3 separate regions of the Homo sapiens genome follow, and regions 2 and 3 are each linked to region 1. Evidence: chromatin contacts called from ENCODE Hi-C or POLR2A ChIA-PET data. All regions are on one chromosome and are shown on one strand. The core of a region is the stretch at or near the end of the contact, and the rest is flanking DNA. Distances in the headings are between cores, read along the strand shown.

Evidence for each region. Hi-C counts contacts between places; a loop is a spot of excess contacts on that map. ChIA-PET counts read pairs that join two places held with the same protein, here RNA polymerase II (POLR2A). Pooled maps may share reads with other maps.
Region 2: a loop to region 1 is called in a pooled map, with 2.8 times the contacts of the local background. The contact joins the enhancer-like site here to the promoter of TRAF5 in region 1. A Hi-C loop is called at or near these places in 1 of 168 maps with a recorded cell type or tissue (B cell), 1 of 37 single-sample maps with no recorded cell type and 8 of 50 pooled maps.
Region 3: a loop to region 1 is called in a pooled map, with 3 times the contacts of the local background. The contact joins the enhancer-like site here to the promoter of TRAF5 in region 1. A Hi-C loop is called at or near these places in 1 of 50 pooled maps. POLR2A ChIA-PET finds 5 or more read pairs at or near these places in 3 of 52 experiments (A673, HepG2 and activated naive CD4-positive, alpha-beta T cell).

What each region holds. Positions count from the first base shown.
Region 1 is chr1:211,323,958-211,329,061 of GRCh38, reverse strand. It overlaps TRAF5 (TNF receptor associated factor 5), which reads right to left and starts at 2,229. Exons shown (of 11, transcript NM_001033910.3): 1 at 2,173-2,229. RefSeq lists a silencer at 1,935-2,304 and enhancers at 2,365-2,754, 3,024-3,525.
Region 2 is chr1:210,329,867-210,334,970 of GRCh38, reverse strand. All of the region lies in intron 1 of HHAT (hedgehog acyltransferase), which reads right to left. Among named protein-coding and RNA genes, the nearest start is that of HHAT, 3.5 kb to the right of the region's middle. RefSeq lists an enhancer at 4,211-4,380. Within about 2 kb of position 1,995, at least 6 of the 41 ENCODE cell types and tissues checked have a DNase peak (open chromatin) inside an H3K27ac peak, as active enhancers do; they include B cell, where a contact is called at or near this core.
Region 3 is chr1:210,372,380-210,377,483 of GRCh38, reverse strand. All of the region lies in intron 3 of HHAT (hedgehog acyltransferase), which reads right to left. It also overlaps the pseudogene RNU5A-8P. Among named protein-coding and RNA genes, the nearest start is that of HHAT, 46 kb to the right of the region's middle. RefSeq lists a silencer at 2,847-2,936 and enhancers at 2,612-3,523, 3,524-4,436. Within about 2 kb of position 2,968, at least 16 of the 41 ENCODE cell types and tissues checked have a DNase peak (open chromatin) inside an H3K27ac peak, as active enhancers do; they include A673, where a contact is called at or near this core.

The DNA of each region.
Region 1 (5,104 bases), core at 980-3,479:
AGAATCTGGGTCCCCTTGCTGACCCCTCAGACGGAGGAAGAGGTGGGCAGATATGGCTCTCTGAGAAGCCAGGGTGAGGGGCCTGGAGCAGGGGAACAAGACACCTCAATGCTCTGATCCTGGTCCAGCAGTGGAGCTCAGGGAGCTATTTACCGCCTCAGTGCTTCACCCTCACAATCTGAGAGATGTAGAGAATAAGCCTGCTCTAACTCATGAGGGCGTCATGGAGGACGAAATGAGAACAAAACGACAAGAACAAAGAGAAAATGCTTTGCAAAGGAACGAGCTTTACAAACAAATAATTATTTTTCCTTCAAGGTCCTCCCCAGTAAAGCTGAGCTAATCAGAGGAGGTTTGTCTAAGTACTGAGGTGCCTTTCCCACTGCAAGCCTAACAAGACTGACTCTGAGGCATCTAGCTCCCCGACTGTGCAAATCATCCCCACTGAAACATCCCAGTCCCTATCGTCAGGACGTTCAGTGGACGGCAGCTCTTTTCCACACTCTTTCCATCGCCCTACTACCCAAGTCCAGCGGGCTTGCTGCTGACAGAGGGAAATACCACCATCCTACCCTGCCCGTCACAACAGGCCTCTCAGCCCAGAGGCCGTGGGAGAAGTCGCCTTCTCCATCACTTCCCATGTTCCAGATGCTGGCTCAGACACTTTCTCCTGCCTCTGTCCAGGAGCCAGGGATCTGAGAGGTGATCCATTCCATAGAGTTACAACAAAAACAGTAACTGTAACAAAATCAAAAACCTTTACAGAAGCTAGGCGTTTTCCACTTCCATCTTACATCCATCGTTCCTGCAGCAATTTCTGTCTTTCTAGTTCAAATTAGAGTTAGGGATGGAAGTGTTTCCACCCAAACCATCAATTACATTAACACCCCTGTTTTCAGCTTTGTGAGTACATAAGGCAGAGCAGCTGCACTGGGATTTGAGAGTTCCTAGCCCAGCCTTTTGCTGCCTAAAATTATCTCGCACACACCCAAAACTGTTCTATTTCCAGAAATGGTTCAACTAATTTCTTTGCATCTCAGGTCTTCCAGAGCCCTTTTAAAATGCAAGTATCTCTGGAGGAAATAACCATATTCCACTGGCCCCAGCCCAGTTCTCACACAGCACCTGCCCAATAAATATTTACAGAATTAAACTGGTTACCAGATGCCTATCCTCACAGGAGGTGGGTCAGAGCCCAAGGCTATGGAGGGTGGGGGCTGCAGGGGCAGCCCTGGCAGGGAGCCTCGCCTGGTTTCACCAACCTCAATGCTCGCCTGAGGCAGCTCTGCCTGCCACAGCGAGATAACTGAGTTCTCATGAAAGTAAATCTGAAATACCCAAATATGGAAACTTAGCAGAAGGAGGCCGAATGAGCAGAGAAAGTCGGCCAGCCAGAGTGGCCCAGTGGGACCCGCAGCAAGAGCGTGGCCCCGAAAATTCTCAGAACCACCAAGACCCTGCAGAACAGGAACAAAGTGGAGACCATCTGGTACGGAGAACTCAGAATCTGCGAATTCTCTGGGTGCCTCTGGGCAACTCCTTCCACCTCTCGGAGCTTTGGTTTGCGTCAAGGTTCCTTAGAGCTCGCCTTCTGGGGGAGGGGGGTAGCTGCTTTCTAAAGGAAGACGCGCAAACGAACAGCTGGTAGAGGCTTCCATTCCTTGCAATCCTGAAGTTTCATTCTGGAGTTGCTTTGATTGGAAAGCCCTGCAAAGGTGGAGAGGGTGCCTTCGGGTGCGGAAGGGGGCCAGGGCCTGGTTTGCAGTGCGGATGTGCGGGACGTGCCTGAAAGTCCTCCCCGCCAGTGCACCCCGACGGAACCTGGCCCCTCCGGTCCACAGCCGCCCTCTGGACCAGCTCCCCAGCTTTGGACCCCCAGTCTCCGCCCTCGCCACACCTCTCCCCGGCTAAGAAACCCGCTCCGCACCGCTCCCGCTGTCCCCGGGCCGTCGGCGGTCACCTGCCCCGCCGGTCTCCCGCAAGCCCGGGCCCCTCCGCCTCCCCCGGCCCAGCCGCCGCCTCGCGCCCTCCCCGCCGGTCGGGGACCGGCCGGACGCCAGCAGGCGCTTTCGGTTTCAAAGTAACTGGGACGAGATGAAAAGCGCTCGTCGGTGTCCCCACCCCGGCCCTTCCGTCGCGAGGGTGCCCAGGGCGGCGACCCGCCGGACTCACGTGGGGCTCGGCGCGCGGGCTCCGCGAGGCCGGTCTGCAGGCGCGGCTGCTGCTCCTGGCTGCGGCCGGCGGCGGCGGCGAAGCGGAGGCGAGGCCTGGGGCGGGGCCGGGGCGCGGGCGGAGGGGCGCGGGCGGGCGCAGGGGAAGAGCGGACGCGCAGGAAGGGGTCGGGAGGAGGCTGAGACCGTCATCCAGGCGGTTGGAAAGCTAACCTACCCGCTTCAGAACCGTTAGTATCTACAAGTCCAGTCATCTGATTTCCCTCACGTGCGTCTGAATTGTGGCCGTCTTGCTCTTCCGTCAGGCACAACAAGGCTCAGCCCGTCCTCTCCTGTGTTGACCCATTTGCTCAAGGCCTTGCTTGAGATCTGGCTCAAATCAGTCCTTCCTGGACTTTCCTTCAGGGTAGCACAAATTTGCCAGCCCTCCTCTTGCTGTTGGCCTAACACCAGCAATCTCTGAGAGTTGTAGAGCTCCCCGGTTGGCTTCCCAAACATCTCCTGTGGTCCTCAAAACAAGCTGGTGAAGTAGGCCTGGTCATCCCCATTTTACAGATGAGCTGTCTGAGGGCCAGAGCAGCAACGTGGAGTGACGTACCCAAGGTTAGACACGCTCAGCAAGCTCTGCAGCTGGAACTTGAATCCAGGTCTGCTGTCTGCCTGTCTCTCTCCCTCTCTCTCTCTCTATACGTATTTTTTATTTTATTTTATTTTTTGAGACGGAGTCTCGCTCTCACGCCAGGCTGGAGTGCGGTGACGCGATCTCGGCTCACTGCAACCCTGGCCTCCCAGGTTCAAGCAATTCTCCTGCCTCAGCCTCCCGAGTAGCTGGGATTACAAGCATGTGCCACCACGCCGGGCTAATTTTTGTACTTTTAGTAGAGACGGGGTTTCACCATGTTGGTCAGGCTGGTCTCATCTCTTGACCTTGTGATCCGCCTGCCTTGCCCTCCCAACAGGCGTGAGCCACCGCGCTTGGCCTGCGCACTCTTAGATACGGGCTCTTTCTTACAATATATTCTCTCCAAGGGCAATACATTCTATATAAATGAAATGGACCAAAATTCCAATTCTATCTAGATCCTTTACTTTCAGTTAGGCCACCGTGGGAAAAGTACTTAACTGCTCTGAGTTTCAGTTACCGTCCTCGTCAATAAAAGGGGAGAATAATACACACCTTGGGAGTCAAAAACTCAGATGTGCACAGGAGCTCGGCAGGAAACATACAGGAGGGAGGCAGAGGTTGTGGTCATGGAGAAAGGAGGGAGGCGCTGGTGCACTAAAGAGCAGGTGGAGGATCTAGTGGAGCAGCCACCACCCAGTGCCAGCCTATTGTTACCTGATCTCTTATTTCTCCAAAGAGCCAGAAATCCAGATCCAAACCTTTTTTGGTTGGTGAGTTAGATGAACCGCTCCGTGGGGGAGAGGCACTGGTGGGTGTTGCTTTGGGACTGTAGATCTGTCTCATAATCTTCTCATGAGAATTAAATGAGATGGCACTCCTGTACGCCTAACACAGAGTAGGTGCTTAGTGAACCCAAGTTCTCCTTCCTGTTCTGCCATACACTATACTTTCCCTCTCTTTTTGTGGGTGTGTATTTTTTGAGAGAGGTTCTCACTCTGTCACCCAGGCTGGAGTGCAGGGGCATGATCACAGCTCACTGCAGGCTGGATCTCCTGGGCTCAAGTAATTCTGCCGCTTCAGCCCCCAGAGTAGCTGGGACTACAGGCACACACCACTACGCCCACCTCCCCCAGCTCCTTTTTTTTTTTTTTTTTTTTTGAAGAGATGGAGACTTACTATGTTGCCCAGGCTGGTCTCAAACTCCTGGGTTTAAGCGATCCTCCCACCTCGACCTCCCAAAGTGCTGGGATTAAATGTGCAAGCCACTACGTCCCACCCGCTTTCTCTTACCATTGCCTGCTTCTTGCCTCTCTTCTCATTACTTCCAAGCATAATAAAGTTGATACTGTTTTTTAGAAGTTATATCTCCTTTCACTGGCTGGAACATCAGTGTCTAGTATGCATACATGCAGGTATGCTCAGAATCCCTGGTCCTGTCATTGACTGTAATTTGCTTCTCTCTCCTACTCCTCTCCCCACCAACTAAATAAAGCAGTCAATTGTTCCAAAAATTACATCCAAGCCTTAAATATGATGGAATAAAACCTGGGATAGAGAGGTGGATCTTTATTGTGGTGGGAAATGGGGGCCGCATAACTCGAGGGCTGCGTCTAAGTGGAAAGGGTAAAGGAATTTTAGACGGGTATTAGTCAGAAGTCAGTAACATAGTCCCAATTCCCTGTTGATCATAAAGCGGAATTTGAATCCTGTATGTACATAAATGCACATATAAAAAAACATTAAATACCTTCAAGTGATAACTAACGTTTATTAAGGTTTCTTTTTTTTTTTTTTAGATGGAATCTCGCTCTGTCACCCAGGATAGAGTGCAGTGGCGTGATCTTGGCTCACTGCAACCTCCACGTCCTGGGTTTAAACAATTCTCCCACCTCAGCCTCCCGAGTAGCTGGGACTATAGGCGTGCACCACCACACCTAGCTAATTTTTGTATTTTTAGTAGAGATGGAATTTCGCCATGTTGGCCAGGCTGGTCTCAGATTCCTGATCCCAAGTGATCCACCCACCTCGGCCTACCAAAGTGCTGGGATTATAGGCATGAGCCTCTGTGCCCGGCCTATTACGTTTTATATACCAGGTACTGTGCTCAGTGTTTTTTATATTAACTCATTTAATAATCAACTCCATTTTATAGATGGAAAATCTTATCTATTGAGCAATTTGCCCAGAATCACAAAATTCTTAGTTTGAGAGAGGCAGAATTTGAATTCTGGGAAGTCTGGTTCTGGTACTCCTAGCCACTATACCCTACCCCTCAAATAAATGACTGATGTGAATTCAAACAAAACAA
Region 2 (5,104 bases), core at 746-3,245, 990 kb after region 1:
GAAAATTTTGCTATGGAAAGGTTTTTAACTACAAATTCAATGTTTTTGGTAGATATAGGACTACTCATTTTTTCTAGTTTTTGTGTCTTTGGTAATATATTTTATTGGAAAAACCTGTCAATTTCATCTGAATTTTCAAATGTATTACCATGAAATCGTTCATAACATCTTAAGAGCTTCTGTCTGTGGGATATGTGATAGTAGTTCATTTTTCTTCCCTGACACTAATAACATCATCTACCACTAAGGTTCATTTCTATTCGCAAAAAAAAAAATAAAAATAAAAATAAAAAAATAAAAAGGTAGGGTGTATACACTATATGACATACATCCACTATTTCAGGAATATTCTCCAACCATATTACCCACAGAAGGAGCAGGGCAGGTAGATTATATAAACAATCCAGCAATCCCCTCTCAAAAGCTTTCATCAAACAGAAACAACTGTGAACCCGGGCTAAAAAGGGGAAAACTAACTGAAGGAGAAGGAAACTGCTATCAGTAATGCACTAACAGGCTGGGTGTGGTGGCTCATGCCTGTAATCCCACCATTTTGGGAGGCTGAGGTGGGCAGACGACTTGAGCCCAGGAGTTTGAGACCAGCCTGGGCGACATGGCGAAATCCCTTCTCTGCTAAAAATACAAAAATTAGCCAGGAATGGTGTTGCATGCCAGTAGCCCCAGCTGCTCAGCAGGCTGAGGTGGGAGCCTGGGAAGTTGAGGCTGCAGTGAGCTGTGATCCAGCCTGGGAAACACAGGAAGACCCTTTCTCAAAAAAAAAAAAAAAAAAAATGACACGCTAAAGTGGCCAGCAAGTACTTAGATGAAAAACAACCACTAAGTAGGGTTGTATGTAACCCAGGATCCCCAGCCCTCCACTCCCAAGGTGTCCATAGAGAGAATTCAGGGGGACATGAGCTCAAATATCTTTATTTTCATGAATTTCTGGCTGAAAATTAGCATTTCATTGGATTATAGATGTGGACAACGACTCACAGTAGTAAGAGCAGTTCCAGCCAGATGTAATGGCTCACACCTGTAATTCCAGCACTTTGGGAGGCCAAGGTGGGCAGATCACTTCAAGCCAGGAGTTCAAGACCAGCCTGGCCAACATGGCAAAACCCTGTCTCTACTAAAACTACAAAATTAGCCAGGCACGGTGGTGAACATCTGTAATCCCAGCTACTGGGGTGGGTGAGGCATGAGAATTGCTTGAACTCGGGAGGCGAAGGTTGCAGTGAGCCGAGATCATGCCACTGCACTCCATCCTGTGTGACATAGTGAGACGCTGTCTCAGAAAAAAAAAAAAATCATAGTAGTAAAAGCAGCTCTGACGAATGTCACCAGTAAAAGTCAGATACTTTCATACTACTGTGTAGCCTTTGAAAATACTACAAAATACCATTTACATGGGCATCACTACTTTGAAATTACAGGAGTTACTTGCTACTGCACTGAATTTTGTTACTTACTGCATTGATAAAGAAGTACATATACTCATACATTTGGAGCTTTTTTAGTTTTTTCATTTTATTATTATTTTTTAAGAGACAGGGTCTCACTCTGTCATGCAGGCTAGAGTGCAGTGGCCTGATCATAGCTCACTGCAGCCTTGACCTCCTGGGCTCAAGTGATCCTTCCTCCTCAGCCTCCCAAGTAGTTGGGACTACAAGTGATGCTAGCACTGGGGAGTGGCTGCAAATACAAATTAGCATTAAGAGGGAGGTTTGACTACACAGAGACCATAATAAATCAATTGCTTGCAGACTCATATCAAAATCCTATCAGTGAGTGTCAAGTAACAAGTAGCTTAATGCTGCCTGGTGGCAGGCTTTATAGTGGCAAGTGAGTTGATGTACTTCCATCGTACAGCTGCATCTGTGGGCAGGCTTTCAGTCAGAATCCGACACTTATTTTAGTCCACTCATGGCCCGCCCATTATTTACCACTTCCAGGTGTGCCTGTTTCCTGCACTGCACATTTGTCTCAGTCACAGTTTTGGTAAGCCCACAAGCTAACCCTAGCCGAAATGAGTAAAAAACAAACATCACTGGTAAGCTTCTTTGAAAAGGGGGAAGACCCAATGATGAGACAGAAGACTGTAAGATTGCCAACAAAAAGCAAGCTGCATTTAAAAGAAAATACCAGGAGTCATACTCAAATTACAGGTTCATTGCAACAGGTGACTCACATTCTCCAAGCCCACTTTGTGTAATATGTGGCCACTGGCTATCCAATGAAGCCATGAAACCTTCAAAACTGCTTCACCACATGGAGACCAAGCACCCTGCATTAAAAGACAAGGCTTCGGAGTTTTTCAAAAGAAAAAACATAAGCACAAAGAACAGAAGCAATTATTGAAGGCTACCATTTCATCAAATGTGTCTGCAATGAGAGTATCATTCTTAGTGGCTAACCGTATTGCTAAAGCTAAGAAGCCCTTTACTATTGGTGAAGAGTAAACTAGGCGAATTGAAATAGCAGCGGATATTGAGGCACAATTGGTAGAGAGGATTAATGAGTCACTGCGGTACGCAATCTGGGTTGACTAGTCTACCAGTGTTGACAAGGCAACAATGCTTGTTTTTTTGTGATACAGTTTTCAGGAGGATATACATGAAGATGTTAGGTGCACGAGGATATGTCACTTGCACTTTTGTTGCTAACCAACACCACAGCTGCACAACTATTCAAGTCTTTGAATGATTACCTATCAGAAAAACCGAATTGGTCCTTTTGGGTAGTATGTGCTTGGGCAGAGCGACTGCTACGACTGGTTTCACTACTCGGGCCAAAGAGGTCACTTCTGAATGTGAGTCTATGCACTGTGACATCCATAGAGAAGTGTTGGCTAGCCAAAAAATGTCACCTGAACTTAAGAACATTTTGCAGGATGTGATTAAAATTATCAACCACATTAAAGTACATGCCCTTAACTCACATCTGTTCACACAGCTCTGTGAGATGGACATAGAGCACACACATCTTTTATACACAGAAGTGGGATGGCTTTCTAAAGATAGATCACTGGCCGGAGTTTGAGTTATGAGGGCCACTCCAGAGATTTCTTCTAGAAAAGTAGTCACCACTGGCAGCACATTTCATAGAAGGGGTTACAAAACTTGCTTACTTGCTTACCTCCTCAATGAACTCCATCTGTCCCTTCAGGGGAGAACTGTGTTCAAGTCGGCAGATAAGTGGCTGCACTCAAAACCAAACTGGAATTATTGCGGCGACAAGTGAACACTGGGATTTCTGACACGTTTCAAACATTAGCAGAGATTTTGAAAGAGACTAAGCCAGGGCCTTCTCTCTCCCAGCTGGTGCATGATCACCTATCTCAGCTTTCAAAAGAGTTTGAGCATTACTTCCCAACTACAAAAGACACCCGAACTGGGAAGGATCCTAGATCCATTTGTGAATAAGCCAGGTGAATTGACTTTGTCCATGCTAGAAGAGGACCAACTGTTTGAGATAGCAAATGACCGGGCCCTAGAAGTATGTTTAAGACAACTTCAAATATCCATACATTCTGGATTAAAGTCAAGGCAAAGTATCCTGAAATTGCCACAAAAGCACCGAAAAGCCTGCTTCCATTTCCAACATCCTATCTTTGTGAAGCAGGGTCTTCTGCAGTGACAGCAACCAAAATGAGACTATGAAGTAGGCTGGACATAAGCAAACACACTTTGGGTGTCAATGTCTACCAACACACCCCCCCAGATGGGACTGCCTAGTTGCAGAAAAACAAGCTCAGGGGTCCCACTGATTCTACTCTATGGTGAGTTGTATTCATATTACAATGTAATAATAATAGAAATAAAGTCCACAATAAATGTAATGCAGGTGGGGCATGGTGATTCACACCTGTAATCCCAGCACTTTGGGAGGCCAAGGAGAGGATGGCTTGAGCTCAGGAGTTCGAGCTCAGGAATTTGAGACCAGCCTGGTTGACATGGTGAAATCCTGTCTCTACTAAAAATACAAAAATTAGCCAGATGTGGTGTCGCATGCCTGTAAGCTACTCCGGAGGCTGAGGCACGAGAATTGCTTGATCCCCAGAGGTGGAGGTTGCAGTGAGCCAGTATCGTGCCACTGCACTCCAGCCTGGGTGACCCAGCGAGACTCTTGTCTCAAAACAAATAAATAAAATAAATGTAACGTGCTTGAATTATCCCAACACCATCCCCCTTCCCCCAGTCCATGAAAAACTTATTGTCCATGAAACCGGTCCTTGGTGCCAAAAAGGTTGGGGACCACTGCTTTAGGGAACATTCCCCCTGGGCCAGGTCCTAAGCTGGAAGCAGGGGGTGCAGGTAAGGCCCATGCTCGCAAGTTCCTGATGCTACCTACAGAGCTCCCACCAACATCTGGCCACCCACAAAAACGGCTGCTCCCTCCAAAGAATTGACTTTCACCCTAAGTTCATCCATCTAACCTACTTCCAAGGAGGGGGCAAAGTAAACAGTAGATAAAGCACAGGCGTTGATCCAAAAGAGGAGTCCAAAACCCGGCCCTGACATGTACTAGTTTGTGGCTTTGGCTCCCCTCCAAGGCTTTCTCTATCCTACTGTGAAAAGAGATAACAACACTTATCTTTCCCAGTTACTGTAAGGTTTAGAAATAATGTATCTAAAGCACCTAATAAGCACACAGTCTCCTTAAATTAACATTAATTGAATCTCTCAGGTCAGAGCTGTCCTTATCAAACAATCACAATTAGGGACTGACTGGCAACGAGAAAGGAGGGAGAAAAATCACAGGGAAAATGGAACATGAGGAATGGAAGGGGAAAAAAATCATTCCTCAAAGTCTCCTTCAATGAACTACCGCCTCTTCAATGAAGCCTTCCCTCTCCTCTCCTTGCATTCCCATAGCACTTAATCACATTGAAATAGGTCCTTAGCTCTGAGAATGAATGAGATGCCAGGCACGGTGGCTCACGCCTGTAATCCCAGCACTTTGGGAGGTCGAGGTGGGCAGATCACCCGAGGTCAGGAATTCGAGACCAGCCTGGCCAACACGGTGAGACCCTCGTCTCTACTAAAAATACAAAATTAGGTGGGCGTGGTGGCGCATGCCTGTAATCCCAGCTACTCAGGAG
Region 3 (5,104 bases), core at 1,719-4,218, 950 kb after region 1:
CCCACCTTTCCTTTCCTCCTAAAGCCAGCAAAGAAGGAATCAAATGCTTAAAAAGAAATATTAAGTTTCAGGGTGAAGTTGAAGGCACAAAACTGTATTATTTTCCCCACATCTCTCAAATTGGAAAAACACTATTTTCTACACAGCATATGGAAAAAAGAGCTATAAACAATGAAAAAAGGTGATAAACAAATTGGAGATGATGAAAAAAATGTAATAGAATGAGATGACTAGAGAACAAATTACACAGAATCATGATTCCTCAGCTTCAAACTATGCTAATAAATCACACATACCATTAGTGTCACTTTCCCAGAATATCAAAAAGACAAAGTGAGTCACAATAACGTGGAAGGAAAAAAGATCCCCAGCCTGTTGGGGGCCACAGCCCCTAAAATGATCCTCACACTCAAAGAACTTACTTTATACTTAGGAAGTCTTCACATATGCAAGAAAGCTGATTTGTACAGAACATCTCTGCAGTGGGCAGACATAGCAAACTGGAACTCCACATGGAGTCCCAAAATGTTGGAGGCCCCCAGGGCAGAAGGCCAATTAAAGAAAGTGTGATCTCAGAGAGAAAAAGGGAGAACTAACATTTTTGCCATCTATCTAGGGGAAGAAGAAGGGAACCCTCCATAATCCCAGCTACCACCTTTCTACTTTACACACTGCCTGAAAGACCAGGGAAACAGGTGAGCAGAACTATGCTGGAGTTCTCCCATACATCTTTACATCTGTCCCCTTTGCCCATTAGCTGCCCAAGCTGTCCAAGAGACACCTCCCCACCCAGCGCACCCCTGAACCCACCAGCCGTCACAGGCAGCCCAGGGGCCTGGGAGACTGGGAATAGAGACAGAGAAGAACGAGACCAAGGCTCACCACATCCTCAGGGCACACTGCCCCATCCTTCCCCCACAGTCCATTACTTCCACCATCTTTCTTCAGAAATCTATTTGCGTATTAATAAAATAACTCATTTATGATGCCTAAGACTTACTTTAAAACACAAGCTACAACACAGAGACGTCTGCTTTCAGACAAGATATAGTACACACATTTATCCCTATCCCTCCACTAACGACAGCTAAAACCCTTGGATGTAACATATAAAACGAATGTAAGGGGATTGTGAATGGTGAAAAGAGCAGACTGGCTAGAGAGCTCAGGGCCTAAGGAACGACAATAAGCAAAACAAAATTAAGTATTAAGTAAATGTTGATATAAATATTAACATTTACATTAATGCATTATACTTAATATATAACTTACTAGATGGGCTTAATAGCAAAAGTAGATTACATAAGAAAGAATTATTGAGCCAGGCGTGGTGGCTCATGCCTGTAATCCCAGAACTTTGGGAGGCCGAGGCAGGTGGATCACTTGAGGCCAGGAGTTCCAGACCAGCCTGGCCGATATGGCAAAACCCCCTATCTAGTAAAAATACAAAAAAAAAAAAAAAAAAAAAATTAGCTGTGCATGGTGGCACATGCCTGTAATCCCAGCTTCTTGGGAGGGTTAGAAGAATCATTTGAACCCGGGAGGCAGAGATTGCAGTGAGCCAAGATTGTGCCACTGCACTCCAGCCTGGATGACAGAGTGAGATTTTTTTTTTTTTTTAATTATTGAACCTAAGGATAGGTCAATAAAAATCACCCAATCTGAACAAGAGAGAGAAAACTGACTGAAAAAATACAGCCTCAGAGACCCTTGATATAAGAACAAAAGATCTGACATTGGTGTCATTAAATTTTCCAGAAGGAAAGAAGAAAAAATATGAGGTTAAAAATACGTTCAAAGAAATAATGGCAAAAAAAAAAGATCTCCAAATTTGGCAAAAAGCATAAACCTACAAATTCAAGAAGCTGAATAAACCCCAATCAAATTAAATACAGCAATTAAAAGACAGAGCTTGGCAGAATGGATTGCTAGAAAAAAGACCCAACTCTGGACTGTCCACAGGAATTCACTTTAAATATAATGAAATGGGGAGGTGGAAAGTTAAAAGATGAAAAAGGATATGGCATACATACATGAATCAAAAGAAAGTGGGAGTGGCTCTACCAATGGCAGATAAAGTAGACTTCAGAGAAAGAAAATCACCAGGGTCAAAAAGGGTCATTGCAGAATGATAAAAATATCTTCTCACCAATAAGATATAAGAATCCTAAATGTGTGTGTGTATATACACATACACACATACATATATATTTAAAAGCATTGTGGTTTTTCAGGGATTAGAGATGAAGAGGAGGAGGGTGAGTATGGCCATCAAAGAGGCAGCACAGAGTAGCTCTTCAAGGTTCTGTATCTTTGTCATGTTGGTGTTTACATGAATCTACACATGTGATAAAACCACATATAACTATATACATATACACAAGTAAGTGCTTGCAAAACAGGTGAAATCTGATTAAAGTCTGTGGGTTGTACTAATGTCAAGTTCCTGGGTTTGAGTTCACTATGGAAGATTCCCCACTGGGGAGCTAACCATCAGGTTCTCCTGTTAGCAACAACAGACACCAGGAACTGCTGGGGGGTGGCAGGGAGGACTGGTAAGGCCTGAAAAACTAACTACTGGGTACTGTGCTCAGTACCTGGGTGACAAGATCATTCATACCCTCAACCTCAGCGTCACACAATATACCCAGGTAATAAACTTGCACATGTACCCCTGGAATCTAAAATTAAAAGTAAGGGATTAAAAAAAAAAAAAAAAAGATTCCCCACTGGGGAAGCTCGGTAGAGGTACACAAGGCCTCTCTGTACTACTGCTGCAACTTCCTGTAAATGTGTAATTGTTTCAAAATAAGATGATGCTAAAGATAACAAATCGTACTCCAAGTCCCATTATACAAAAAGGGCTAAAACGAGTTTCCATGGTTAACCCAGGATGGGATTTAGAACTCAGCTAGCATGGCCTCTACTTCGCCCCCTAGTGGTAGCACCAAAGGCACCCGGTGAATAACAAGGTGTGGAATCTCAAGGTGATGACTCAACATCTCATTTGCATACCCATAGTACCCTGCACATAGTAAATTATTTAAAGCTTAAAAGAATATTTCTTTTGACTCAACATTTCTAACTATGGGAAGATTAAAGAATTCTTTTTGTGCAAACTGTAGGCAGTAATTCTTTTTGTGCGAACTGTAGGCACCATCGGCGTACTAGGAGTTGCGGTTACTGCAACAATGAGTTGAACTAATTTGTAGCATTACACTGGTTTCTCTTCAGATCGAATAAATCTTTCGCCTTTTACTAAAGATTTCCGTGGAGAGAAACAAATCAGTTATAAGCTAATTTTTTGTAAGCCTTGCCCTGGGGAGGCAGATCATGTTTTATAAAAAAAGACTTAAAGAGGAAAACATTATGGTGCAACTTTAGGCTTAAGTGATTCATTGTCACTGTTTGTTTAAACATTGTGTAACAGAACTTGCAAAGACAGTTAACTCTTGTTTTCCATGTCAAAGGTCTGAATACTTGCATGATAAAAGTCTGTGTAACTTTCCCTGGTGACATCTGACTTGCTAATTAGCAACATTAACATTGGAGACACAGACTGGCTTAGACAATTTGGAGACTCCCCCTTAAGTGATGGCCTTTAAGATCCTAAACTCAGCCACATAGTTGGGAGAATTTCTGGTTGCCTGTCTGCAAAAAAGCCCCAAATCCATCCTTCTCTAGATAACATTCTATTATCTATCTACCTAGTAACAAATTCAATGCAAGGTGGTGATGCAAGCTCCTTAAAGGACTCCATCAATTCCACTGATCAGCTTGGTGTAAACTGGTTTCCACTGCTTGCCTAGTAAGTGTTTAATAAACGTACACATGCCAGATAGAATTTGACCTGAGCTTTGCTTTCATTAAACCTGGGAGCAAAATCATGATGGAATAACAAACCTTCATCCATCTCGAACTTTTCGGCAGCTATTGTCATCCCTGAAAGTAGCATCAGTCAGTTCCCCACACAAAGACACCCCACTTTACATCTTCTCCCACGTGCCCCTGTGATCTCGCTCTTACCTTGCTGCTGCTGCTTAATTTCTTTTTAACAAAGGCTTATCAACTGTCATGTCATGATTTTAAAAGGTAATAACCTTTTTAAGAATGCTGACAGGCACCACTTTTAGGAAATGTACTGAGAGAAGGAAATGTTTTCCCTCCTTCCCACTTCCCCATACCTCCCCCCAAATTTCAGATCCCGCCACTATTCAACCTGCCCTAGGCTGGAATAATCCCGTCCCCCTTTCTCTCTGAGTCTTGTTATGGCACTTATATAAGTCTGAATCATGTTACAGCACTTCCATGTTTGTGTGTAAATTAACTTTAATCCACCTCTAAGGACAGTTCTTAACATTGAAAGTATCCAAATGAGGAGTCCACAAAGAGTGAGTTAGCATTTGAAGGATTCTAATCAGAAATCTACTCCCAGACATGACTACAATTCAAATAATTCCAACATGGTACCTAAAGCTGCACCTGAAAGTTTACTAGCATAAGGAATGTTAGAAATAAATATTTTAGTAATGAAAAGCATGGTGCTCAATATGTGATGGATTAAAATTTTTCTCAGGCTCTGATACCCTTGTAATAATGAAGCATGTATGTAAGAATCCCTTGAGGCCAGGTACAGTGGCTCACGCCTGTAATCCCAACACTTTGGGAGGCTGAGCCAGAAGGATCACAAAAAAAAAAAAAAACACCTCCCTTGAGCCCAGCACCCAAAGCACTGAAAGTCTAACACTCTCTTGGTCTGTGTCCTTTGCTTTAATAAGGCTCTATCCTCTAATCAGACTAGAAGGGTAACTGCTTCAGCCAGCAGAATAGAATTGCACCAGCCTCAGAAGGAACTTCCGTGCAAGATGCTTGTTGGAGTACCTAAAGACAGACAATAGAGGCTTCACAAGCTTTCAGGAACAAGTTCAATGATGGTTTTGTACTTCCCTACCTAATGAATGTTTGTACTTGTAGGAGAATTCAGTTAGACACCTTCACTGTTTAACATACCACTTGGTGGCAAGGTTGTGGGAGAGAAGACATTTAACTCCTGTCCATCTCCAAGTGACAGAAGTTACCAAGAGTAAAACCAAAGAACTTTATT